Regions from separate parts of the Mus musculus genome. Here region 2 is linked to region 1. Evidence: chromatin loops called from intact Hi-C (ENCODE). Cell type or tissue: heart. All regions are shown on one strand. Links, peaks and the distances in the headings refer to the core of each region. The heading gives the core; the rest is flanking DNA. Region 1 holds the start of Plcg1 (phospholipase C, gamma 1). Region 2 overlaps Zhx3 (zinc fingers and homeoboxes 3).

Region 1 (11,390 bases), core at 1,981-9,980:
TGGCCTTGAACTTGCCTTACCTGGCTAAGAATTGTTCTATAGAAAGTAACTTACCCGGGGTCACAAGGACACACTGCCTCTGGCCACACATTTGGGTGTTCACAGCTCAGTTACCAGGATGGTAGGATTGGCTCCCCAAGGACACTAAGGTTTCCCTTGTCATTATCCAAGGCCATAGAGCACTCTACAAGGCTACGTGGTACACCAAAACACTTGTGTCCTCCTCCCCAACACCTCTCCAAAGACTCTCCTGAGGTGCACACTGGCCTCTCCCGGTGAGAGAGAAGGGAGAGTCAGTCTCCTAACAGCAAGACTCAACAGCAGGCGTCTATGACCTCGGGCACTTCCTCCAGTGTATTCAGTGAAGGATACACTGACCTTGAAACCCTTTCCATAGGAAAAGAGAGTGAGAAGAGACACTCTGAGTTAACAGAAGCGGATGTAGGCCTACCATTCTGGGCTGTGTCACAGCACTTCCTGGAAGACTGGGCCTCCCTGATCATTCAGACAACTCAAGAGCTGAACTGGCTTAGAGACAAACCCTGATGTCCAAGCAGCCACTCTCAGCCAACTGCCTTCTCTCCACATCAAGACCCAAGGTAGCAGAAAGCCCTGATCACAGAGGCCCTCCCTGCTGAGAACTGTAGCTTCATGCCCTTCATCAAAGGACTTGGTGGCCAGGCACCAGCCCCTGACCACAACAGACACATCTATTCTAACCTGGCCCTCTTGGGGACTCGATCCTATTTCTCTCCTGTCAGATTCCATACCACAGCACCCTAGCCGCCAAGTACTTTACACAAACACTCCTCCAAACCTCATTAGGAACCGCGAAGTCGGTGCTGTGAACAGATGAAAAGCTCAGAAGGACACGTAGCCCATTGGAAGTCACAGAGCAGGCGAGCTGCAGCCAGTGTGCATTCTCTGCCCAGGGCTTTACTACTTTGTGCTCAGCCCTTTCTTCTCATCACTGCATTCTGGTCTTGTCTCCTCCACAAGTCAAATAAGGGGTGTACAAACAATATTTACTGAACAAATAAATGCACATAATTGCAAAGAGCCACATGAAGCAATGTGATCAAGCTCTCTAAACTCCAACTCAAGTCTATGTGCATCTATGCAGACCTTCCCCTTCCAGACACAAAGTCCCAGGGAGAAGCTGGGGTGTTGGGCTTCCTGGTACTGTGTTTGCTCATCTCTGCTAGTCATTTATGAAGCAGGTTCAGGGGACCCGAAAACTTTCACAGCAGGCAAGCCAGAGGTGCCAAGAAAACACTAAGAGGTCTAACTTCCCCTGGAAAAATGATAGTCAAAGAGGAAGCACATGGCGGGAATGGCTGGCTCTGGAGATCCAGGCGCATGCTTTCTGCTGCTCTCTCACTGTGGGCCAGCAAAAAGGAATCCTTGAGGGACATGTGCAGACAATTCTTAGGTGCCACGGACCTACTCTCAGAGCCAGCCCCTTGGTACTGCAATCCTCACCACAATAACAACATAGCTTTAGAGTCTCTACTGGAGCTACTATGCCAACAGTGGTCCTTAACTGGACAACCTCACGAAGAATAGGTCTGAGCCATCTCACTACAGGCATTACATATGGAAAGCCTAGGAAGGCGTCTTTGATGAAGATGGAGGTCTCTGCCTGTAAATACCACCTAAACATGGAGGTTTCTCTTCACAAGGGGCAACAAAGGCTACAGAAAACAGGAGACCAAGGCCTACCACCAACACAACCTGGGAGCAGAGTCCTCTGAGGACTAGCCTGCAGTCAGAGTGAAAAGTCTGTTTAGCACTGGGCAGGAAGTCTATGGCTGCTTTTAACTCACTAAATTCTGCAACATAAATGCCAGACACCAGCCTGACTTCAGTCACACAACCAAACAGCACCAAAGCACTTCTCAAGTAGACCGCTGCCTTAGACATCAGAAGGTGCTAACTAGTTTCACAAGTGTCACAGTGAGAGAACTCAAGATTTAGGAAATGGCAGTCAGCCTGTCCTTCTGTTCCGTGAGCACCCTGAGGGCAGACAGCGGCAGTCTTTCTCTCTGGCCTGGCTTCAGGTAGGGATAAGGTTATCAGCAAAAAGTCAAATACCTGAGGCATCTGAACAAGAGACCAGACAGTAGGGGACCCAGCTGGCAACTCAATCCTTTTCACAATCTGCAGGAGGCTGCAGGTTTGGGAACCCACAAAGGCAGTGAGGTGCATTCCAGCAGAAGTGGGGCAGGGCTTCGGTGGTGGGCTCCATTTACAAGGTATGAAGTCCACACAGGCTAGTCTGCAGCCTTCATTCTGGACCCCAAAAATCACAGGGTCGGGCCCAATGAAAACATGCATATCTCTGGGTGACTTTTGTGGGTCTGGAAAGGTGACGTCCTCTGTATTCCTGCCACCCATCCTCAAAGACCCAAGTGAGACAAAACGGACTGGATGGTTCTGTCTCTAAGTCCCTTCTTTCTGTCCAGGCCCCAACTCACAATGACATCCAATGTACAAAATTCCAAACATAGAAACTCATCTTACATGACAGGTGAACAGAAGGGTAAACGATGTACGGCAAAACAAGAGTTTCCTCTTTTTTCCTGGGTAATGAATTAAGGAGAACGGGACCCTCTCTCGGCCCTCCTCCCTCAGAGCCCTTTCTTTTTCTAACAGCCACATTAGACCTCCCTCAGAAGCCCCATCCCAGGGTCTAGGAGGACAAGCATCTACCATAGCTACTGCTACTAATAACTGGTTCTTAAACTTCTGTAACGTCTCTGCTCGCATCTATTACATATTTAGTTTGCTTACTTTACACCAACTATCTCACTTCCAAAAGTGACCATTTATAGTAAATATACTTCTTCTAACTTACAGAGGAACCGAGGCTCCGAGAGGGAAAGCACCTGGCTGGGTGACGTACAGCTAACACACTGGCTTCAAATACCATAGCTATCTTCCACTACTGGGCTACACACACGGTTTACAGTGCAGCTGTTACCAAGAGCTAGCTACCGGGGAACTAATGCCACCACTTAAACACAGGAAATACTACAAACGTAAAATGCCATGCCTGCAACCTGATGTCTGAGTGATGTCTCAGGACTACCGGAACTGTCTGCAGTTCCATCCCCCAACACTGAAAATCACTGAAATGTTCTTCCAGCGGAGGCCAGGGCTGATGGGCACTGGTGATGGTTAAGGGCCAATTCTGTCAGACCTGAAGTTTGTAGTTGAGGATGGCTGTCTTACCACAGAAACCTTCCTTCCTCCTCATCTCCTCACCCATCGACACACATGTACACCATCCCCAGGAAGATCTGTGGGACCTTCTCTCCGTTGTTACTTCCTGACACCACCCCCCCTTCTCTAACACAGACCTGGCTCTTAGGCTAGGTCCCTTCAACCATAGACTCTTTGGGGGTTCTTGTAAGAAACATCTCAAAGCCTGGAGTTGCAAAGACTCCTCATCCTGCCTCACACCGAGGAAAATGACTATCAGAAAGAGCCGAGGTTTCTCAAAACTCCTGACTTACTTCTCCCACCAGAGACTTGTGTGTAAACCCACCACACTCAGGTCTGGGAAGGCTACGACAGGAAACCAGAGGAGCAACTCTGGGCTACCCTGTGGTCACGAGAACATCCAACACAAAGGGCTGGACCTCAAAACCCAAGGCCAGGGAACCTTTCTGAATGCAAGCTCCTTGTTATATGCTGCAAGGGCAAAGGAGCCCTGGCTCTAGCTTTGGATGGCTGCCTAGCACCATGGACCTCCAAAATTCAGATCTGGGGCAAAAAAAAAAAAAAAAAAAAAAACCATCCACGGGACATGGGGAGGGGGAAGCAGTCACGGTTTTAGCTTTCATACCCCATCCTCCCAAAGAAGAGGGAGATGAGTAGGCCCGCTCTGCTCCACAACCAGCCCTACCCCAACATCTGCCTAAGTTCTACATGAGGATTCCAAAGGTTCTTGCGCCAATAAGCCCATCCCGGAGCTCTTAGGAGTTTTCACAGACAGCACACTCTGGAGAAATGGCAGTGGGCAGGAAGATCTTGTCGGTTCCCCAGGTTCTCAGGTTGGATGAGGGGGTCCCTGTCTTGGCTTCCCCTCACAGCCACTGACAGCCGCCCGATGCTAAGGGCCGGAATCCCACTCCACTTGTCCAACCAGTGAGGACTCTTAGGCCTCAGGGCAAAGTGCCTGGAACACTCCCCCCCTACTGGGGGAGGGGGTGTCCTATCAGGTGATCCAAGACCCGGATGCCCCCCTCCACCCGCCCCAGAGTGACCACCAGGGACTGGGCGGAGACGGGGCGCCAGGCGCGAGGCCCGAAAGTTTGCCCAAGTGTTTGGGAGGCGGGCAGGCGCGAGGCAGGCCGGAGTGGGGCGCACTTACTGGACCCCTCGATTTTGTCCGCGCCGCGGCTCCATGTGATCTGGCGCGTCTCCAACTTGACCTGGAAGGTCTTCCGTTCTGGCCGCTGCGACTTCTTGGAGTAGAACAAAGTCATGACGGTGCCCACCTCGAGGCTGCGGCAGAGGTGCAGCACCTCGGCTTCGGAGGGTGCGCCAGGCCCGCAGCCGTTGGCGCAGGGGGTCGCGACGCCCGCCATGCTGCAGCGACCTCGGCGACGCAAGCCGGCGGGCCCGGAGCGGCGGAGGCGGAGGCGGTGGCGGCGGCCGGGGAGGCGAGCGGGACCCGGTGGCAGCTCCTGCGGGCGGACGCGGGGCGGGGACTGAGCGCGGGGGCGGGGCGGGGTGAGGCTCCGCCCTCAGCGCGCCGGGAACAAAGACGCTCCTGGGGACGACCCCCGCCCACCGCCGCGCCTGCGCCCCGCAACCCGGGGCAGGCCGCAGCGGGCGGACCTGGACACCTCGGTTCGGCCGAGCTTTCCCCGCGCAGGCCTGACACAACGCGGGGCACGGCCGCCCGTCACGCACGCAACCCCGCCCACAGGCTGCGGCCCGTCGGTCCGACGCGCGCACGGGCCTCCGGCCCACACGGGACCCGCCGCGGCAGTGTGCACGCCTCCCAGGGAGCGAGGGGGCTGCGCGACCCCCAGCCCTCCCGCCGAACCCGGTTACCTGGCAAGGCTGCCGGGCGGAGGGAGCCGCGCCAGCCTGGCCTCCTCACACCCGCGGTGGCGGCGGGGGCGGGCCCTCCGCGCACCCTCTCCGGGGAGGGGCGCACTCGTGGATTGGCTAACAGGCCGTGAGTGACAGCACGCCTGCCACGCCCCCTCTGCGCAGACGTCTTTTGCAAGGGCTTGAGCAGACAGACGGGTTCTAGGGTGGCCTTGGAGTGTGGCCTCTGGGGAGGGGGCCACGCAGGTGTGGGCAGGGCCCTCAGACTCTCGGACGCGGGTCCGGTGGCCTTCGAGGCCTCTCGCGTGGTCCGCTGCCCTCCTCACGCTCCGCCCGCGCCCTACCTGCACTTAGTCTCCGAAGCTCTGGTTTGTCCTCTGCCTCATTTTCCTCTGGACTCAGTGCTGGGCCAGTTGCAGGGTGGCTTCCCCTCTGCGCAGACACAGGTGACCCCAATCCTGGGTCTCCCCTGACCTCCCGACCCAGGCATCTCGTCATCTGCGCCACAGCCTTGCTTGCCATCCTCATCACATGGCCCCTTTCACCCGCTACACCTTCTCTATATGGCAGTGAACTCCTGAATTTGGAAGACCCCACACCTTGCAAGAACCTTTTTTCTTCTCTCCCTCATCCCTAAGTAATCCACTGAGGCTCTTCCCTCCTGCCTTTGGGGCTCTCTCCACTCTACGCACGATCCTGAGGACCCCTCTTCTCTCTGTGTACACTATCCTCTTGGGTCTTGCCTGCATCTGAGCTTCAGAATTTACCACTAAAGCCTTTGAAATTGCGTACGTGAATTCCCACTGTGCTTCAAATCAGCACAGCTTCGTGGCCCAGCAGTCCTGTCTTGCCTTCCCCTATCTCTCCTGCTTCATCCCTCACCGCGGACTTTGCCTCTATTCTCCAGACATGACACCTGTCTGTGACTGTTAAATAACTTAAAATCAATCTTCCAAAAGCCGTTCTCTGAACAGCACGGGTAAACCCGAGGGCATCCCTTGATCCTGCCGTCTGGCCAATGATGAGCAGACAGTTAGTTGGACAGCTACCCTGCAGCTCTGGACAGCATCTGCATTTCAGAGGTGAGAAGTCCCACACAACATCCCCTTGCAGGAAAGCTCCCCTGGGATTCCTGAGACTAGAATTTGTGATGTATGGGTTTGGACAACCCACCCACCTGGGCCACCTTCGCTTTGCCAGGCAAATAGTGACAGATGCGCTATTTCCCTTGAGGGTGGTCTCAAGAACGTCCGAATTCTGTATACCACTGAGGAACTTTGTCCTGAGGGACTGGGGAGTTGAGATAGACTGACTGCCACCTAGTGACAGGCCTCTGATGTAGGCGGAAACTGGACTTGAGGTTGGCTTGCACAACTCATGATCCTAATTATCTTCTAATCAAGGTTTCAGAGCCCCGTGACTTGAAGTCAGGCTATGTAATAAGTGGGAAGCTGAGTGTCTGTGTTCCACAAGAGAGCCCACTGGGTGAGAGGTAATCCTGGTGGCCATTGGCTAGCTGGCCAATCATTAAGTAAGAGGAGCTGTGTCTTATGTCTGTAGGACTTCAAGAGAGGCCAAATGGTGTAAAGAGATGGACATATGTATTTTGAAGGGAAGGCTGGAGGAAAGTACTTTCCAGGTATGAATAACAGCATGTGCAAAGGCCCTGGGGTTTTTACTCAGTGGAGGGGAATGGCCAGCCAGGATGATTAGACAGAGAGGGCAGATGGAGCTGAACAGGGCCTTTCCCTGCCTGCCTGGTCTGGCCGGTTCTCTCAGGAGACACCCTCTTAAAATGTTGTAATCGTTGTTGAGCTTTCTGTGCCAACTCCAGCAGCCTAGAGGCTACAGTATGCTTTAAAATTCTATTTTCTGGGAGCTTCCTTGTGTTCAGCCCAAACCTTTTTTGCTTTTGTGTCTGTAACAAGACCCCACCCCCACCCCCAGGGGCTCCATGATTTTCTTCCAACAGCAATTTGTTTGCCAGGCCTATAATTGGGAAACAGGGCCTCATTTCCTCTTCCTAGCTTCCTAGGCCTTAGGTGTCTCCTTCTACCCAAGGAAGTTTGGGAAAAGTAGGGCACACACAGGGTGTAGCCAGTATGGGCTTCCCCCAGCTCAGCATATATAAGGATGTGTAGGTGTCACTGGTAATGTATATACATTTGTGCTGTCTGGGAGGTGCTCTAGCCCCCACACAAGGCACTTGCCTGTGACGTCACCCCGACTAGCCCAGATTGGGGCTTATTTCAGGCAACACTCATGCTTCAACCTTAGCTTATACCAAGCCTGTTCCTGGAGTCAAGGAAAGACTGCCCAGCTGCCCCTCTGGCCTGTGGGCCTGATCTCATATTGCGTTTAATAACTACTTAGAACAGTGGTAAGCATATTGTGAGCTTCTTCTTTTTTTTAATTTATTTTTTATTAGGTATTTTCCTCGTTTACATTTTCAATGCTATCCCAAAAGTCCCCCATACCCACCCCCCAATCCCCTACACACCCACTCCCCCTTTTTGGCCCTGGGGTTCCCCTGTACTGGGGCATATAAAGTTTGCAAGTCCAATGGGCCTCTCTTTGCAGTGATGGCTGACTAGGCCATCTTTTGATACATATGCAGCTAGAGACAAGAGCTCCGGGGTACTGGTTAGTTCATATTGTTGTTCCACCTATAGGGTTGCAGATCCCTTTAGCTCCTTGGGTACTTTCTCTAGCTCCTCCATTGGGGGCCGTGTGATCCATCCAATAGCTGACTGTGATCATCCACTTCTGTGTTTGCTAGGCCCCGGCATAGTCTCACAAGAGACAGCTATATCTGGGTCCTTTCAGCAAAATCTTGCTAGTGTATGCAATGGTGTCAACGTTTGGAAGCTGATTATGGGATGGGTCCCTGCATATGGCAATCACTAGATGGTCCATCCTTTCGTCGCAGCTCCAAATTTTGTCTCTGTAACTCCTTCCATGAGTGTTTTGTTCCCATTTCTAAGAAGGGGCAAAGTGTCCACACTTTGGTCTTCGTTCTTCTTGAATTTCATGCGTTTAGCAAATTGTATCTTATATCTTGGGTATCCTAAGTGAGCTTCTTTATTTACAGTTACCATGTGGGTCCTAGAGATAGAATTCGGGCCATCAGGTTTAACAGCAAGTACCTTTACCCACAGAACTACCTCACTTTCTCTGTTTTCTGTTTTTAGTTATTTTGTACAAGTTTGTCAAAGCCAGGCTCATCTTGAGTTTAGCTATTCTCCTGACTCAGCAACTCAGCCTTGCTGGGATTAAAAATGTGAGCTACTGTGCTTCCCGGCTAGGTCGGAATTTGTTTTAGGGTGCTGTCTCTGATAGGTTAGTGGGTAGAATACTTTTTAGGGAGCAGCCCTAAGGTCAGCATTGTGGAAGCAACAGGAAGGAGATGGGAGTGCGAACAGCCTCAGACAACTTCCAGGGAACTGTGTTGTGCAGTGCTATCCTGGAATGGATGTTCATTGTTCTGCAAAACGTTCATCCTCAGCCTCCTGGCTCTTTGTGAGCTGACGGACTGGCAGATGGATTTCTATTTACACTTCTTCCAGAAGTGATGACAAGTCTTTCCTTGAACAGGAAGCAGGTACGCTGCTATGTTCACTGCATTTTTCTTCAGGTATGGTCTTGCTTGTAGAACCCAGGCTGGCCTTAAACTTGAGGCCTCCCCAGCCTCCCAAGAATTGAGACATCCAGTGGGCACCACTGCACCAAGCTCTTTAGGAAAAATAGAGGGCACTTAAAACACAAAAGGACAAAAATGCTGTGTGGTTGAAATGGGAGATGTGATTATAAGGGCAATCACAGTATGGTTGAGTGGTAATGGAGCTGCTGCGATTAAGAGGCAGCTGTGGCTGAGCTCTATAGTAGCTAAAGTAGTGACTCTCAATGTTTGCTAACTAGTTCTGTGGAAAGGGAATAACATTTTCCTGGAATTAAATTATAAGAAAATATTCTCACATGACTATGTATGTGATTAAAATAACAGAGGGCATTCTTAGCAGGCTAGTACCAAGTGCTAACACACTTTTCTTCGTTATAATGATTGACTCTAGAAGTCATCATGTCAGAGCATAGTGATGTTCCGTTCACAGAGGGAGACAAAGACTTAGACTTGAAGTGTCTGCTTAATCCATTCATCAAGCTGTGTTCCGTCCCTTATTTCCTCTGCTGTTAACTGTACATGCAGCAAGCACTTCCTAAGTGCACACCTCAGTGAACCTGCAGTATAAGCCCTTGTCCTCTGACCTGCAAACCTATCTAGGGCCCCATCCCTTCTGACATCATAACCTCCGGGCTCCTTTCCTTAAGTCAGTTGCATTCTCAGTCCCTTAAAGGAACTTTAGGGGTTTTGTTTGTTTTTACTCAAGTTAAAAATCGTACCTGCTGGGTGGTGGTGGCACACCTTTAATCCCAGCACTTGGGAGGCAGAGGCAGGCAGATCTTTATGAGTTTGAGGCCAGCCTGGTCTGCAGAGCAAGTTCCAGGATAGCCAAGGGTACACAGAGAAACCCTGTCTTGTAGAACAAAAGCTCCATAACTCACATCTATGCCAACAGTTCCCAACAACCTCTTGTGTCCACAGCCCTGGCTGCCTCACTACTGACTGTTCCCATTAGCTCTCTTCAGCCAGGAACGGCCGGTACAGTGCTTGTTTCACTGAGGTCAAGCATGTGGTGCTGAAGACAGGGGAAACTGAGACCAGCATGGACTTGCTTTTACTCTCGCCCCCTTTGTTCCAGCACACATCCCTACTGTGCCTTCTAGAGAATCTCAGCAGGGCAGGAACACAGCAAGCCTGTTCAGAAACAGGCCATGCTTGGTCTGACAAAGGCACAGGGAGCAAGAAGGACCTTATCTAGATTCTTTAGTGATTATGGGAAGAGAACAAAGTGAGAGGTGCTGTGTATTCATGACAAACAGCCTCTCCAAATGAGGTAACTATTCCTTTCACAATAAGGTCACCCCAAGGTATTTTGTGGAGTGTTTCTGCAAAGGAAGTACAAAGGTTTAAAGATGAATGATTAAAATGCCAAGTATGTGTTCAGTGGCACGTGTATACTTTGAATAGGATTGTTAAAAACTATTTATAAATATTGATTCCCTACATTCAGTCCTATCAGTAAACTTTGCATGAATCTTTGAGTCTGTCTTTTTCTCTTTTTAAAGACTTATTCATTTATTATAGATGAGTACACTGTTGCTGTCTTGAGGCACACCAGAAGAGGGCATCAGATATTATTACAGGTGGTTGTGAGCCACCATGTGGTTGCTGGGAATTCAGGACTCTTATCTGCTGAGCCATCTCTCCAGCCTTGAGTCTGTCTTTTTCACCATGAGAGAACCATCCAATGTTATCAAAGCACATCGTCCCCACTGCTTCTGAAAGCCCAGACTTATTGAAGAATAATTTACACGTAAGCTGTACCTACCTTTTAAAAATTACTTTGTGTATGAGTGCTTTGCCTGTGTATACGCATGCACACCAGTTGTGTGCCCGGTGCACAGTGGTCAGGAGAGATTACTGGATCACCTGGAATTGTTACTTGGTTGGCTGTGAGCCACCATGTAGTTGTTAGGTTCCAAACACCAATCCTCTGCAAGAGTAACAAGTGTTCTTAACCCCTTAAGCATCTCTCTAGCCCTAAGATGCACCCATCTTACGTGTGAAGTTTGAGTTTGAAAAATATACTCCTTGTAACTTCTACCCAGACAGTATATAGGGCAGATCTGCGGTCACTGGGAATTTTAATTTAAGCATAATTGCCTTAATTTAAACATCCAGGCTGGCCTCGAACTCAGAGGTCTGCCTGCCTCTGCCTCCCAAGGGCTGGGATCAAAGGCGTGCGCCACCACTGCCCGGCTATAAGGATTTTCCAATGTAAGTACAGGCATGACAGTTAGTATAGTGAGCCTCCACCCAACTTTGGGAACTGATTACATTGACGGTTTTGGTGGTGGTGGTTTTATAGTGTTATGGGCAGACCCCAGGGTCACGGGCCCTGCCTCTGGCCTACACCACTAGCCCCAGCCTCTGCACTGATGAGCACTGTTTTCCAGGAATATTTTCTCTGAAAGATTTTTTAAAATATGTAAGTACAGCGTAATTATTTAACCTAAAAAATCTATATGGCAATTTCAAAAAGGCTGCTTCCTTAGGGTTGTGGGGAAAGTCTGTTAAATCTCCCCTCCCTCCCTGTTTACTGATTTGTCATCAGGGGACTACTCATAAGCATCCAAAACTAGCTTGACTGAGGTCATTTCAGGGCAGTATGTTCTCCAAGAAGTGCTCTTTTGTTCCGAACAAA
Region 2 (11,390 bases), core at 1,130-9,129, 63 kb before region 1:
TAAAGAGACAACTCTGTACTTTCACCATGTCCCTCCTCCTCCCTCCCTCCTCCCTCTCTGTATTAGCAAATCATGTTTGTTTTCATTCTCATACAAAAAGGACTTCCTTCTGAGCTCTAACCTTGGGTCTTGGTTACTTAACTAAGCCATGTAACTCCACATGTTAACCCAGGATGAATCCAGTGGCCATAGTGCCAGTGGAGAGTTCAGGGCTGGCTATGACCCAGAAAGTTTGTAAGGAGCTTGGGAGGAAAAAAAACAACAAACAAAAGAACAACAACAACAAAACCAAAAACAGTCCTCAGTCTTGTAACAGCCCTACCCCCAAAGTCAGCCTTCCTTCTGACCTATATTTGGGGGGATTGGAAGCTTGGGATTGTTGTTTGTTACCCTTGATTAGGGAAGGTACCCTTAGGATAGACTAACAAAGTAGAATACCTAAGTCAAACTGAAGCCACCCTGCACTGAACTTTGTTTCACATGTCAGAACACTCCTTTATTGTGAGCCATCTTAAATTGGGTTTCTTACTTGCAGCTTGGAATCATATGGTATTTGGTAGATATATAACTTTCCATTTTTAATATATCAGTAGCTCTAACCATAAAAAGGAGCCTAGGAACGTGAGGTCTCTACCTTACAAGGCATAGTCAGTCTGGCTGAGCACAACTTTGCAAAATAATGACTTACTTTTTGATGTTTTTCAAGTCTTGCCTTTATTTTTTAATTATGAGACAAGATTTCACTCTTAGTCTTTAAACTTGTGACAATCCTCCTGCTTCAGTCTTCTAAGAGTTGGGATTATAGGCATACTTGACTTCACTTGCATTCACTTTGATTGATTAAATATAAACTTAGGTTAAATCAACAAAGTTACAGAGGTTTTTTTTTTTTGTCATTTCTTTTTCACAGTGAACAAAGGTTAATAGCATTATGTAAGTTTACACCAAAAAAACTTCATTATTTCTAGTCTACTGGCATTTGATATTCTCCATCAGTAATTCTTATCCTCCCCCCTTTTGGGAAAAACACAGCTTTTTTATTTCCCCAACAGAGCCAGAATTTTGATGCCTTAGCAGCCAAGGCTGCCTGCACATACAGCAGTGATCTCACTGAACCCTGCTAATAAGTTTGAGGAAATACTCACAGGACAGCCTTGAACTCTCTCCCAGCTTGTCCAAAACAAAATAGAAAAACCTCACCATCTCTCTTTCATGTCAGCAATGACAAAGGCTTGGTGAACTCCACAGTGCCCTGGCCTGTGTGCTGCTTCTAGAATGCCAGCTGGAAGGCCAGGCTGAGGTAGCCAGCTGGTGGTGGAGCACCTATTCTAAGACTGGGCAGTTCCTTTCTTGTGACACTGAAGTCAGAAACAAGATGGGGCATGCTGCCAGCTATTGAAGCAGTGACCTACTTTTACAGTACTCGGTCAGGTTTCTCTTTTCTCTCAGGAGGCTGTACACTCAACATCCTCCCGAGTGCTCAACAAGCCATTTCCCTAGCTAAACCCTTTTGCTTGGTGTTCTTCAGTTTGAAATGGACCTGGAGGGTATCATCCTGAGTGAGGTAACCCAATCACAAAAGAACTCACATGATATGTACTCACTGATAAGTGGATATTAGCCCAGACACTTAGAATACCCAAGATATAAGATACAATTTGTAAACACATGAAACTCAAGAAGAACAAAGACCAAAGTGTGGACACTTTGCCCCTTCTTAGAATTGGGAACAAAACACCCATGGAAGGAGTTACAGAGACAAAGTTTGGAGCTGAGACAAAAGGATGGACCATCTAGAGACTGCCATATCCAGGGATCTATCCCATAATCAGCCTCCAAACGCTGACACCATTGCATACACTAGCAAGATTTTGCTGAAAGGACCCAGATATAGCTGTCTCTTGTGAGACTATGCCGGGGCCTAGCAAACACAGAAGTGGATGCTCATAGTCAGCTATTGGATGGATTACAGGGCCCCCAATAGAGGAGCTAGAGAAAGTAACCAAGGAGCTAAAGGGATCTGCAACCCTATAGGTGGAACAACAATATGAACTAACCAGTACCCCCCCCCCCCAAGCTCGTGTCTCTAGCTGCATATGTAGCAGAAGATGGCCTAGTTGGCCATCAGTGGAAAGAGAGGCCCATTGGTTGTGCAAACTTTATATGCCCCAGTACAGGGGAACGCCAGGGCCAAGAAGTGGGAGTGGGTGGGTAGGGGAATGGGGTGGGGAGGGTATGGGGGACTTTTGTGATAGCACTGGAAATGTAAATGAAGAAAATACCTAAAAAAAAGAAAAGAAAAGAAAAAGAAAAAGAAAGAAATAGGTAACTCCAAACTGAAAAGAGAGTAATAGCTATCCCTTCTCCTATCTTGGGGGCTAGGAGACAGTTTATCAATATAAAATAGTGGGCAAAGATGGCTTTGAGGAAGAACAAAACAGGTCATTTAGGCAGAGGATGGTATTTGGTTTATAGGTCTAGGGTTTTGTTCTCAAAATTCTAATCACATGTACCAGCTTGGCCACCAAACTTCGCTTGTATTCCATAGTATAATGTGATAGAGGCAGAGTGATAAAACTTAACAGATTTTGCTCAGATAAATCTTGTTGAGGAGGAACACTGTGCTTGAGAGTTTGAGGCAGTGTACAGTGCAGCAGAAGTAGGGGTGGGTCTGGGATGAGGCTGTCGGTTGTGCCGGGCAAGGGAACTAAGAAGGGAGTCAGAGAAATTGCTGTCCCAGCCACACTCTGTGCTTGCAGCCTGACTTGACCCTGACTGGCTCACTGCTGTGGAACTAGAGCATGGTCTTTGTGTTGTTTGACCATTAGGTATATACTGTCCTAGTAGCGGATTAATATGCTCCAGGCCTTTCTCTTATTACTCCTTAAAGACATGGCAGAATATGGGAAAGTGTGTTGCATGGTTCCATGCTCTAAGGGGTGACTGAGCCATTTTTAAACCTTGGGCCTTTTACACCTAGAATGAAGCATATTCCCCTCTCCTGCCTACACAACCCCTTCTCATTCAATGTGTCCTGTTCTCTCACTCACAGGATGTGAACTCTGCCTGGTGTCCTTAGGGACATTTGCTAACTGTTCTCTAATGTTCCCATTTATTTATTTATTTATTTATTTATTTAATGTTGTTGTGTTTGTTTGTTTGTTTGTTTGTTTGTTTTCCAAGACAGGGTTTCTCTATATAGTCCTGGCTGGCCTGGAACTCACTCTGTAGACCAGGCGGGCCTGGAACTCAGAAATCCACCTGCCTCTGCCTCCCGAGTGCTAGGATTAAAGGCGTGCGCCACCACTGCCTGGCTGCCTTTTCCTTTTAAGTGTGCCCATAGAACTATGAGCTTCAGGTTTTACCTGTGTCTGTCTGTTCCTCTCAGCAAAACTGTGAGACTCATTTAGAATACATCATCTTCTTGGCAAGGTGAATCACATGCAAGAAGTATGTATATCATGAAAATGAACTTGCTTGCCATCTGCTACCAAGATGACTAAAGTTATGGAGAGGAGTATAAAAGATTCTTTTTAAAGAGTGGAGAGATGGCTTAGTAAAGAGTAGTTCCTGCTGCTCTTCCAGAAGATCTGGGTTCAGTTTCCAGTACCCACATGGCTCCTTACAATCTGGAACTCCAGTTCCAGGGATCTAATACCCTCTTCTGGCTTCCAAGGGTACCAGGCATGCATGTGATACACATATATGCATGCAGACAAAACACTCAAACATTCAAAATAAAAATAAATAAATCTTTTTTAAAATAAAGGATTTTTAAAATTCTCATTTATTTTGAGAAAGAGTCTATTTATGTAGCCCAGAGGGACCTTGAATGAATAATTCTTTAGCCTCAGCTTCCCAGTTGCTAGCTTTACAGGCATGTAAACCTTCATCCAGCCGGCAGAAGGTTTCTGGCTGAATGCCTTTTGTATTAAAAATAATAATAATAATAAAAGCAAAAATAAAAAAGATAAAGGCAAAAGAAGATATATCTTATGAAGAGTAAGCACAGCCTGTTAGAATTTGGGATGTAGGGAGTAGTGAGTTGCATAGTTTTATGTCAGTTTGACAGATGCTAGAGTCATTTGGGAAGAGGGACTCTAGGTTAAGAAAATGCTTCCATAAGGCAAGTCTGTCAAGCATTTTCTTAGTGATTGATGTAAGAGGGTCCAGCACACTGTGGGTACCACCCTTGGGCAGGTCCTGAATGACATAAGGAAGCACACTAGGGGATGGAGAGATGACTCAGTCGCTAGGAGCACTGACTGCTCTTCCAGAGGTCCTGAGTTCAACCACATGGTGACTTACAACCATCTGTAATAGGATCTGATGCCCTCTTCTGTTGTGTCTGAAGACAGCTACAGTGTACTCATATACATAAAATAAATAAGTATTTTTTTTAAAAAGAAGAAGAAAGCAGGCTAAGGAAACAAGCCAGTAAGTAGCACTCCTCCATGGCCTCTGCTTCAGTTCCTGCCTTGTTTGAATTCCTGCCTTGTTTGAATTCCTGCCTTGACTTCCCTCAGTGATGGTTTGTTACCTGGAAGTATAAAATGACATAAACCCTTTCATTCCCAAATTGCTTTTGGTCATGGTTTTGTCACAATAATAAAAACCCTAACTAAGACAGAAATTGGTACCGTATTATGGGATATCTCAACATGTATATCCTGATCCTATGTTTCTAGGAGGACTGTGGTATTAGTGAGGAAGGGCTGTGTGTAGCATTAACTATAACAGAACAGAAGCATGTTGTTTCCTTACTTTTGTACATGATAGATACACTTAAAAAATTCGGCAAATTCGTATTATTTGGCAGATGGTATTATCATGCCTCAACACGAAGTGCTCACCTGCCAACTTTGGTACAACTGCTGTACCAAAGTCTGAACTCAACATTCAGAAGGCTATTGGGTGATACCAGTGTTGACTAAGTATGGGAGTTGAAGTTGCCTTTATGGTAATCCTTGTTCCAAAGGGAGTGCATGGTATATGCTTGATAATAGAAGATATAGTGATAAATGAATCCTATAGTAACTTTGTACATTTGTCTAAGTTTTATCATGATTTGGATCTCAGATATTGAGAAGCATGACTTCAAGAATGTTCCTTGATCGAAGGACAGTTATGTACACCAGAGGGTGCTATGCTTCAATGTTCATACCTTCTTTTTTGTTTCTTATGGTTAGTTGTTAGAAGCTTTGAGGAGTAGCCAGTTGAGAAATGGCTCTCAACAAAGGACTGCCTGAACACGCCCTTCTCTTTTGCTGCTTTCCAGTCTAATAAGGGGTTCAGAAATGCTACACCCCACACTCCCTGGGTCTGTTTCACTGTATTCTAGTTCTTAACTGTCAGGTTCTTTGTTAACCTAGACAACTTTTTTTTTTAAATGCTGCAGCTTAAGTACTTTTCAATATTCTGTCTTTGGTGGAAATGGAGACCATCTGGTTACTGTTGTCTGTGTAATAACAATGATTGAAAATGGTTATTAAGTCACTCTTTAGCCTTTTCTCTTGTCTAGGCAAAGTTGTCTCTGTTCCTCTGACCATAACCCATAAATCTCATTTTCTAGTCCTTTAATCATGTTGGTGGCTTTCTGTGGAAACTACATCAAAGGCTCATTTCAGTGCCTCTATTCTGGTAAGGTCTGTCTGGCCATCAGTATTTAATGGATATGGAATGTGGTTTTAGCCATCCTGTTTCTGTGGCTAGTCCCCAGGCTTCTAAGCCAGTCCCAGTCTTCTGACCATTAGAGGCTATTTTCTCTAACTCTTCATTGTGACACATTTGAAATACTTTTGATTAAAGTGTTGATTGCAGCTTGTGAATGACTCTAGCTGTTGATGAACAGACATTTCAGCCTAACCTGTTTGTGTGAGATCCTTTTCTGTCTGGTTGTGACTTCCATGAGAAGCTAGTCCTTCCCTGTATCTTTGTCATTGTAGACTCAACATCTATGAGTGTATACTGTGTGCTCAACTCTGCTAGAGATTGAGGCGGTTAAGAAGGAGGAGGAGAAGGAGAGGGCAGAGAGGCTAGTACTTTCAGGAACAGGGACTTAAGTGTGGCCAGGCACGCATGGAACTTTACTGCATAACAGTAAGTCATAGAATCCACATGCTCTGTGGTTCTATGATAGATCTTGGAAAAGACAGGTTTGCAGAAGTAGGAAAAAGATGAGTGGTTTGCAGTGGGAGGAAAGGATAAGAAGGTAAACACAGCATGATGCTGCAATAGTGAATACAGTCAATTTTTCCAAATTCATAAAGTATGCAAGTGAGCCCTACTGTAGACCGTGGGTCTAAGCGATCATTAAATATAGAAAATGCCTTGTTTTGGTGGAGGACACTCATAATTCCGGAGCTCAGCGGTCAAGTGCTTTCTTAGCATTCGGGGAAGCCCTGGGTTCAGTTCCCAGCACTGAAAAACGAAGTAGAGCAGAGACAGAGTCATTTTGCCACACATCTGTCATTCCAGTCCTCTGAAGATGGAGGCAGAAACATCACGAGGCTAAAGTCATTTGTGACTGTATAGTGAATACAAGGCTGCCTTAGGCTATATGAGAGCCTGTCTAGGGGGGAAACCCAAGCAAAATAGATCTGGGCATAGTGGCACATACCTATAATCTAGCATTGAAGCAGAGAGTTTGTAAGTTCCTGGGATACATAGTAAGATTTTGTCTCAAAGAAGGAAGAGGGGAAAGGGAAGCGAAGGGAAGAAAGGATGGAAGGAAGGCTAGGAAGGAGGGAGGGAGGGAGGGAAAGAAAATAACCAGAACAAGGAAAGAAAAAGAGAAAGAAGCTTAACTAAGTTAATATTAATAATATATTTTTATGGGCCAGAGAGATGTCTCAGTAAATAACAATGCTTGTCGCATAAACCTGAAAATCTAAATTGAGACTCTAGGACCCCTGGTGGAAAGGCAGAGCTAAGTCTGAAAGTGGTCTTCTGACTCCAACAGGAGTATCCCATGCTCTCCCATGCAGCTTTTCTTTTACAAATATGTGCATATGTAATATGTACTTACATGTATATGCAACAGTAAGTAATTTATATATTTTATTTGACCAGATATAGTAATATATTAATTGTTTTAATATATAATTGGTTTAACTTTTTAGATCTTTTATCCTTTGTACTATGTCTTTGCAGTATTTTACACTTACAGAACTCTGAATTTTCACATTGGCTACATCGTGAGTGTCTGGTAGGTACATGAACACCTGCAGCTAATGGCTGCTGTGTTGAAGCAGCCAGGTTCTGAAACCTGAGTGTGCTCCACTCACAGGCCTCCCTAGCCACCGTGTTTCCCTCTCCCCGTGTTCTGTAATAGTAGGCAAAGCGAAGGGGGAAGAGATCTCAGAATCAGTTCATCCCACAGTGCCTCCAACTGCCTGCGGCTCCATTCACAGCATCTAGGGTAGTGCTGCCCAGTACAAATATAGTAGAAACTGTATGTGTGGTTTTAAATGTTCTAGCAGTCCAACTGAAAAACAAAACAAATAAAGCATTATTTAATTTATTTAAAATATAATTTCAATATATATCAATATTAAAATTGTTAATGGAAACATAGATCAATGGAATAAAATAGAGAGCTCAGAAATTAACAGGATACACACATAGTTGATCTTTGATCATTCTTTTTAGTGGAAAAAGGACAGTCCTTTTAACAAATGGTGCTGGGAAAACTAGATATCCCTGTGCAGATAGATAAAGCTAGACCCTTTCACCATGCAGGAAAAATGAATGCAGTATGGATCAAAGACCAAATTAAAAAATTAATACTATAAAACACTTTGAAGACAACACAGGGGGAAAAAATCTGTATTGCATTAGATTAGGTAATGTTTTCTTATCTATGACACTGAAAAGATAGACAGAAGGTGATAAGACCAATTGAACTACTTCAAAATCTTGAGTTCTACTTATCAAGGGACACATTCAAGAGTGAAAAGTGGTGTGGTGAGCTGTGCCCTGGACTGTGAGCCACAGCAAGTCCCTTCCTTCAGTGCCTTTGTCAGGAAGTCTGTCACAACAATTAGACAAGTAGGTAATCCATGTTCTCAAGCTGTTTTGGTCAGAGAGGACAAAGCCTACTAATACAGCACATAGGGGAAGAACGGAGCAGGGCACATGATGTGGGAGTGACAGGGAGATCTCTGCTTGGACATCTGGTGCAGTGCTCTGAATGTTTGTGTCCCCCAAACCTATGCATCGAAATCCTAACCCCCAGGGTAGGATGAGGAAGTGTAGCTTTTGGAAAGCCATCGGACCATGGAGAAAGAAGCCTAGTGAGCAGTACTGGTGCATTTTAAAAAGAGGCTGGACATGACTATGATCTTGAAGAGCTCTGGGAAAATATGGAACTTTACTGATGAAGTACAGTTGGGCCTGGTAGTTTGATAGAAGATCAGAAGTGGATTTTGTAGATGTATCCTGACTCTTAAGCTGAGCAACCCATTGGATGGCATTTAAGGTTGCCTATCAAGAAAGAAATGGTAACCTTAACAGCATTCAGAACACACCTCCAGAAGTGAGTGTGTACTTTAGAGTTTGGCCTTTGCTTCTAGAGACTGGAGCCTGTACTTCTGCAACTTTTCCCTGATGGAGCACTGCCTTTTTCTGGATGAAGGAACTAGAACTTTTTTAACAGAAAAGGCAAGAAAGGGCTCAATAGCTTTCTTCCCCCTTTGACAAGTAGAATAAATTTAAAAATTAACTTGTTGAGTTTGTTGTTCTTTATAAAAAGAAAAGGAAGCCAGGGATATGTTTAGTGGAGGCACAGTATGGTATGGGAGAAGGCGGTGCCTCTGCTGACCCATGCTGAGGCATCCCTTCCCCCTGAGGTACCAGCCTCAAGACGAAGGTATACTATAAAATAGAGTTTATTTAGGGCATGGAGAGGGGAGTTGAGGGGGGAGTAGAGACAGAGAAAGGTAGAAAGGGAGAGAAAGAAAGAGAAAGAGTAGAGGAATGGAGTAGAACCTGGCCATGAGCACATGGGGGCGGGGGATAGGGAGACTAGGGACAGAAAGTAAGGGAGTAAGAGCAGGAGAGTGAGAAGGGGGCAAGTAGACCCTTTTATAGTGAGTCAGGCATACCTAACTGTTGCTAAGTAACTGTGGGGTAGAGCCTAGAGGAAATGCCAACAGAGTTCACTTAAAAAGAAGACAACCAAACTGTCATTAAAAAGGACTAGGAAACAAGCTTTAGAGGAAGCTAGTTTAATGACAAGAACTAAAAGATAAGGCCAGCTGATGACACCTGCAGCTGCTGCCCCACCAGCATCATAGGATTGGGGAGGGAGGACTAAGGAAAAGCATATGTTTATTCACTTATGAACTCCTATTTCGAAGCATTATTCACAAGAGTTAAGAGGTGGACACAGCCTAATGTCCACTGACAGACAAGGAGATAAAAAAGAATGTGATGGATATAGAGAGTGGAATATTAGTCTTCAAAAGGAAGGGCATTGTGATACAGTATTACAACATAAAAGGACATTGAGACAGCTGAGTGAAAAGAACCAGACAATAGAAAGCCAATAGTTTTTGTACTAAGTAACCCTGGTTAGTAGTAACCCTGGTTAGTAGTAACCCTGGTTAGTAGTAACCCTGGTTAGTAGTAACCCTGGTTAGTAGTAACCCTGGTTAGTAGTAATGTCGGCAGATGATGAAGGTACAGACTGCGTGTGACTCTCATCTGCTTGGACTACATCCTGAACTAGGGCTTCAGCTCATGCGAGCTATAGTGTAAGCCAATACAGATAGCGCTGTGCTATTAGAATTCTTTTGTTGTTGTTGTTATTGTTGTTGTTTTTGGTTTTGGTTTTTTGAGACAGGGTTTCTCTGTGTAGCCCTGGCTGTCCTGGAACTCACTCTGTAGACCAGGCTGGCCTCGAACTCAGAAATCCGCCTGCCTCTGCCTCCCGAGTGCTGGGATTAAAGGCGTGCGCCACCACGTCCAGGTATTAGAATTCTTAACTCCATGCCTAGATCCCATTTATCCATGTGTTTAATAACTAAAAACTATCATTATATGCCAAGCATTGTGTGACATGGTAGAATTTGAAGAGGAAAAGGTCAGAAAGTTTGGAAGTATTAGGAATGTCTGCCTGAATGACCAGGGCCTGTGGTAGGATAATCCCTGTCTGCCCAGCCCAGCAGTGCTTCCTTAAAAAAAAATGAAACAAGATTTTGACATAGATGTGGGAGGTATCACAATGGTAGACACGGTTCCCACTGACTTCTCTTCTGGGTGAGCTGCAAATTGAGGACTTCTTTCATTTCTAATTGCCACATTTGGAAAAGACAGACACAAATTTTTATGTGCGCAAAGGACTGAGGATATAGTTTGGTGATTGGCTGTGCTCAAAGAACTGATCCCAAGAGAGTCTGCAGAATGAATTGAAGGTGCTTACACTGCACAGGCAGTTACTAAAGTGTAAGATGAAGACCTTCAACCATGAGACAAGTCAAATACAGAAAGAACTTGTTGGTTGTGTAGTAAACAGTTAAGTTATCTGTGCCTACCAGGGAGATCAACTAAGAAAGTAAACATCACAGTTGTGATCAGCTGAGCCTTGTTGACCCTCATAAGAGCCTGCAGAGCAGGCCATGTGAAAGTCTATCTGGGAAGGCATCTGGGCTGCACCCTTTCCCCCTTCCTCAACAGTGGGTGCTTCTGAGTTCCCTTAGAGCTATGGCTTTAACATGCAGGCAAACACAGATTGTGTTTGGGTACTGCATCCTGTAGGGGCAGTGCCCATGCATAGTACTACAGCATCTACCCCCCTAAAGTTTGTCAGCGTCGAGATATTTGGGGTATATAGGAATGTGATTTACCATCCCTGTCACCTATTTGAATGATCTAAGGCTCAACCCCACTAGCCTACTACATTCTTACTTGTTTCTGTAGCAATTAAAAGTTCTGGGAAATGTGTCATTTTAGCATTTGGTTAAATTTAACTTTTTTGTTTTGAATCCATAGAATACTCATACTGTTCTGAAATTAGGGGGTCCATGGAGGCTAATGGTTAGCTAATGGCAGTATAAATGTAGTGCCTTTGTATTTTTCACACGTGCATATTATTCCACTTTCTAGATATGCTATAATTGATTTGACTGTCTCTTTTTGATAATCGATTAGGTTGTTTCTCATCTGTTGTTGTCCCAGTGCTGGCTATGTATTCCATACTTTATATATGTGTGGGTTTATCAATAGGCTGAGTTCCTATTTATACGAGAGTGGCTGAGTTGAATAAAAGAGAACATTTCCATTTTTGTTTTAGTGGATTTTATAAATGGTGAGTGAGCATATCTATTTTTGAAGCCTTACCCACTGGATATAACCTCAGATGTCACTGGTTTTTCCCAAGCAAGCAAAAG

The links. Hi-C counts contacts between places; a loop is a spot of excess contacts. Peaks named below come from ENCODE experiments on the same cell type or tissue, not always from the same donor. Only the 100,000 strongest peaks of a DNase experiment are listed, where the experiment ranks them.
Region 2: it touches region 1 in a loop (4-fold over the local background); 9 of 42 quality-filtered maps call a loop at or near these places.

The regions. Positions count from the first base shown.
Region 1 is chr2:160,725,022-160,736,411 of GRCm38, reverse strand. Plcg1 (phospholipase C, gamma 1) reads right to left here and starts at 5,102. Exons shown (of 34, transcript NM_021280.3): 1 at 5,068-5,102; 2 at 4,379-4,694. The coding sequence starts at 4,595. Gm52567 (a long non-coding RNA gene) reads left to right here and starts at 5,665. Exons shown (of 2, transcript XR_003954082.1): 1 at 5,665-6,706. In heart, for the core only: CTCF peaks have their summits at 4,288 and 6,393 (motif pointing left); DNase peaks (open chromatin) are centred at 4,391, 4,821, 5,171, 6,321 and 1 weaker place; H3K4me3 peaks cover 3,352 bases; H3K27ac peaks cover 2,034 bases.
Region 2 is chr2:160,787,116-160,798,505 of GRCm38, reverse strand. The region is part of intron 2 of Zhx3 (zinc fingers and homeoboxes 3); the gene reads left to right. Among named protein-coding and RNA genes, the nearest start is that of Plcg1, 62 kb to the right of the region's middle. In heart, for the core only: CTCF peaks have their summits at 5,126 (motif pointing right) and 6,911; a DNase peak (open chromatin) is centred at 1,365.